Regions from separate parts of the Homo sapiens genome. Here region 2 is linked to region 1. Evidence: chromatin loops called from intact Hi-C (ENCODE). Cell type or tissue: endothelial cell of umbilical vein. All regions are shown on one strand. Region 1 overlaps DDX10 (DEAD-box helicase 10). Region 2 has its middle 370 kb from the start of DDX10.

Region 1 (2,500 bases):
TCTGGAAACAACCATGTGAATAAATCTGAGAATGAATGCAACCCTAGCTGAACCTTAAAGTACCATCTGACACCTTCATTACAGCCTTGTGATAGACTGAGAGCCAGAGGACCCAGATGAACCACACTGGGTACCTGACCCACAGAAGCTACAAGATAAATGGTTGCTGCGATAATAAATGGTTATTGCTTTAAACCACCAAGCCATGGGTCAATTTGTTATACAACAATAAATAATTAACATATTAGGTAAGATCTGATTCATGAGTCTGAATCACTATCTCAAATGTAGTCTACTACATGTCAGGTCCTGTTCTAAGCACTTAGGGTACATCAATATACTAGACAAACATTGCTGCCTTTATGGAACTTACAATCAAGGTGAAAGCAATGTAAAAATATACTAAGTAAATACTCCAGTATATTTGAAGGTGATAAAGGACTTTGGAGAAAGGAATGTCAAGCAGGGTTAAAAGGAGTGGTTGGGGAGGGTGAGGAAGACAGCCATGTGGATACTTGAGGAAAATGCATTCCAGCAGAAAAGAGACAGCACCAGTATAAAGGCCCTACGGGCAAAAGCACGCCTGGCACATAAAAGAAACAGCAAGACCAGTACGGAGCATAGAGAACAAGGGGAGAATACTAGCAAACTGGGGGGAAACGGATGAATAGTTTAGGCCCAGGGGGTCATTGGCTTTCACTCTGAGTGAAATGGTATGCCATCAGAGGAGTGATATAATCCGACTTATGTTTTAGAAGGAACACTGTGCCTGCTGTATTGACTAGACAGGAGAATAAAGTGGGGGCACCCCTATTCCTAAGGGGTGCCTGGGAAACAGACTCCTAAGAAATACTCCCAAGGGTACCTGGGAAATAGACTCCTAAGAAATATCAGCCCTCCTTATCTACTCCTACAGCCATACTGGCTATACTCTCCCCCAGCTCCTCATTGCTTCAAGATGCAAAATAAATTTGCTGTGACCTTTTATGCAACCTTTAAATCATAGATACCAACAAAAGCAGGTCACGTAAAGAAGCATCAGCCACTATCTACGAGGAGCAGACTGCAGACCTTCACAAATGTAAGCTAAAGGAATTAAAGAAATCATTTTCACTAACAAAGATTGCTCCTATCTTATATCTAAGGTACACATGGTAAGCCTTGGAAAGTTAATGCTCATGAAAACTGTCTTTTTACTTTTATTATTTCAATTCACAAACCAATTAAAGACACTATTAAAAAATTCTCATTAGCTATTCCATAAAGTACCAGTATTCTCCCACAACCAGCCATGAACTCTTCAGAAGTTATTACAGATTTTAACTAGTGGCCATCTTCCTCTTTTCTAAGATCTAAGCTGCTGCCAGTGAGTGTGCAATGCTAAGGTTTGGCCTCTGCTGTCCCCTAGTGGAATCACATTCTGCTCCTTATGTTACAGAATTTCTGAGCGCCACAAAATGTAGCCAGGCACATAAGGCTAAATTAGAATATTGCTGAAATTATTTTATCTTCTACTATTCTGGGGGAAAAAAATAGTTATATATAAATGCCCATCTTCTACCCACAACCCTCCCCTACCCTCCCCAAATAAAAACATTTTTTAAAGTTGAGAATATCTGATGTCTATTTTCCATTCCCAAATATTTTCTACTTTCAACTGGACATTTTTATAAAAACTGGAAGAGCTTGGTTTTGTACCAAAAGAACTATAAGCCCTAAAGAGAATTGCTTTTTAAAGTGACAGAATGTATCACAGGATAGAGCATTATAAAACTATATTCATATACCTGGCCTCACTTATCTCTAAAGGAGATCATTTTGTTAAAAGGGGTGTGCTGGTTAAGGAAAATACAGGGAAATTTCTCAACTGCTATAGATCAAAAGGAATTTAGAAAGGTAAAATTAATTAATACAGAATTAGGTACTTCAAGACAAAAGTACCCAAATCACTTTTTTAGCTAAAATATGGAAAGAAAAAAAGATTCCCCAAATCTTAGCTATTTTGCTAATGAATTTGTTTTCCTATATCGATATATTATAGTTCAATTGCAAAAGCAAACACTATCTGGCAACTTGGTCTTAATTACAGCCAAATACACAGGATTTTAATTAGATTCTAATTTTAATTTAGCCTTTATTCAATTCAATTATTCAGTCTCATGGCCCACAAAACTTTCTAATTATCTTTAAGCCCATTATTGGCAAGTTTTAAACTGCCAGAAAAAAAAAAAAAAAAAAGCATTATATATGCTAAACCTTTCCACATACTATACATCTAAAATAGTCAAGTAAAAATACTTTTAATTGGTTACAAAAGGTCAAACAGGCTTGTGCTTTAAAAGTTAACGACCATACTAAAAATTACATTAAAACATTTTTTTCAGATTAGTATTCTCTCTCTTCAGACACAATAATGTGATGTTGTTCTAACTCCTCTTCATCTCCTCAGTCATTAAGACCCAATTTAATGTTCACCACGGCATGTTCAACTACATAAAAT
Region 2 (2,500 bases), 340 kb before region 1:
TATCTCACACAGCAAGAGAGAAATAACTGTTCTACCTTTGCGAGGCTTAATGCAATCAAAGGAAGGAAAACATTGGATGTGTAAGGTATCGTTATGGAAACTCACTTTTGTTCTTCCACTGGTCTTGACAGCCTTCATTAATCTTCTCACCCTTGTTTACCCAAAAAAAAAGTGACTCACAGTTACATAACAATTACCCAAAAAATAGTGACTCACCTTACATAACAATTAGTGATAAAGTTAATTAGAATCCAGATTTCTTAACTCTTATTTTTCAGCAATTGCTCACTGTTTAACACGAAAGATCACTTCAAGTAAGAGATAAATGGAAGCAAAAGCTCATTGGGAATAGACTAAAAACACATACATATGAAGGTCATCCATTTCTTTTTGGATATTGAATTTGGGATAAGATCACCTTGAGTCTGGAGCATGGGAGACTGGTCAGCAGTGGTGGCCCCAGCCATGGCAGGTGGCTTCTTACAGGACTATGAGTCCCATGGAGGATGTGGCAGGAGAGTTGGCAGGTGGAGAAGGATGAATCCTGACTCCTCTGTCTTTCTCTACATCAAGATAGTGGAGCATGCATGCTTTACACAATGTGTTTTGTCATTTATTCCTTACAACAACCCAGTGAAGTATGTTCCATTATTATCCTCATTTTACAGAGAAGGGAACTAACGGCATTTTTTTTTTTGGAAACAGAGACTTGCTCTGTAGCCTAGGTTGGAGTACAGTGTCGCTCAGCTCACTGCAACCTCTGCATCCCAGTTTCAAACCAGGTTCAAGCAATTCTCGCACCTCAGCCTCCTGAGTAGCTGGGATTTCAGGCATGCACCACCACGCCTGGCTAATTTTTTTTGTATTTTTAGTACAGATGGGGTTTTGCCATGTTGGCCAGGCTAGTTACTAACTCCTGGCCTCAAGTGATCTGCCTGCCATGGCCTCCAAAAGTGCTGGAATTACAGGTGTGAGCCACCGCGCCCAGCCTCTAACAACATCTTGATTAGAGAAAATCTTGTGCTAACTAACATGGTCATTGTTTTAATCAACCTTCCCGCAAAAAGGGAGGGCAGGAGGGAATTATTCAGAGCAAAATTTCCACTGATTTTCTCCTCAAAATGTGGAATAAGAAGAAAACCCAGAGAAGAATGCCCAAAGCAGATGTAGTGGAAGCTTCCCCACCAAACATCCTTGGCAACCAGTACCTCAGAGAGCAATCCAGCAATAATGGCAATTACCCAGCATCACAGCAGACACGTCAGGAGAACAGAAGCACAGGCCTGCCTCCCACTGCTCACAACTGGCTCAGGGGAAAAAGGAAAAACATGGGGCTTTGGGGTGCCAATTATGCATTGTTGAACACTGAAAACTAACAATGGCATTCACTCAAAAATCCAAAAGGCCCGTGAGTCATTTCTGACAAGCATAACAAGTCCTAGCTAAATACTTTAAGAAACCTTCTGATTTAAAACAAAATTATCATTTAAATCAAACTTGGGTACTGTTAATTGTTCTGTGACTCACTCAAAGAGTGCTTTGTGTGAATTTTACTTTACTTATTTTCCCCTTCAATAAGCTAAGAACCTTGATTCTATCAGTTGGAGCTTGTCAGAGAGAGGGGCTTGATGGGGAAGGAAAATTATGAATAATGGAGTAGTCAGAAAGGAGATACCTCAGTCCTAATCCTCCTTTTTAGGGAGGAAAACTGAAGATTCAACAAAGCCACCAGGTGAATGGTCTGACCTGTCTTTTGTGTAATAAAAATAAGCTATGAAGCATTTCCCACTGGAACTATTGAGAGATACATCAATTACCATTCTTGTGGGCAGCAGGCTAATCCTTCCAACTTGGATCATACTGAATAGGTCATGTGTCCACGGTAACCCTGTCTTCTTGTCAAACCATCTATGTTGATACATGTAGCTGTGTAGGGTCCCCCTCATCTGCCTTACACCCTGGAAGAAACAGAGGCCTCTGACCTCACTCTTTCCTAAAGAGCAGCTCTTTCAATCAACAGACTTTCACTGGAACACCTACCTTGCACCAACTATTCTGAATTCAGAGTCCATCTCTTCTCTCTGGGAATGTACAGGCTACCGAGACAGAACCATGGAAACAAAACTGGAATGAAATATGATTACTGTAATAGAGGTAAGTACATGGAACCACAGGAAATAAAGAAAAAAAAAGGTAATACCAAACAACTTGTAAGAACTGGGGACAGAAAGAGGGTCAGGGAAGAGTTATCAAATGAGTGACATTTGAACTAGGCAGTAAAGGGTAAGTAAGAGTTTTCCATATACTTATGTTTCCTGCTCATCTGTAAGATCTCTGTGGTAGGATCAGGTTTTGTTCAGAGCTGTATTTCTAGGCTGAGCACAGTGGCCCAAGCTTCTAATCCTAGCACTTTGGGAAGCTGAGGCAGGAGAATTGTTTAAGGCCAAGAGTTCAAGACCAACCTGGCCAACATAGCAAAACACTATCTCTATTTTTATTT

The links. Hi-C counts contacts between places; a loop is a spot of excess contacts. Peaks named below come from ENCODE experiments on the same cell type or tissue, not always from the same donor. Only the 100,000 strongest peaks of a DNase experiment are listed, where the experiment ranks them.
Region 2: a loop joins it to region 1, with 3 times the contacts of the local background. A loop is called at or near these places in 3 of 110 quality-filtered maps.

The regions. Positions count from the first base shown.
Region 1 is chr11:108,696,963-108,699,462 of GRCh38, reverse strand. All of the region lies in intron 9 of DDX10 (DEAD-box helicase 10), which reads right to left. Among named protein-coding and RNA genes, the nearest start is that of DDX10, 33 kb to the right of the region's middle. In endothelial cell of umbilical vein, a CTCF peak has its summit at 1,423 (motif pointing left); a DNase peak (open chromatin) is centred at 1,392.
Region 2 is chr11:109,037,397-109,039,896 of GRCh38, reverse strand. No RefSeq gene overlaps it. Among named protein-coding and RNA genes, the nearest start is that of DDX10, 370 kb to the right of the region's middle. In endothelial cell of umbilical vein, no CTCF peak of the experiment used is centred here; a DNase peak (open chromatin) is centred at 1,336; H3K27ac peaks cover 1,230 bases.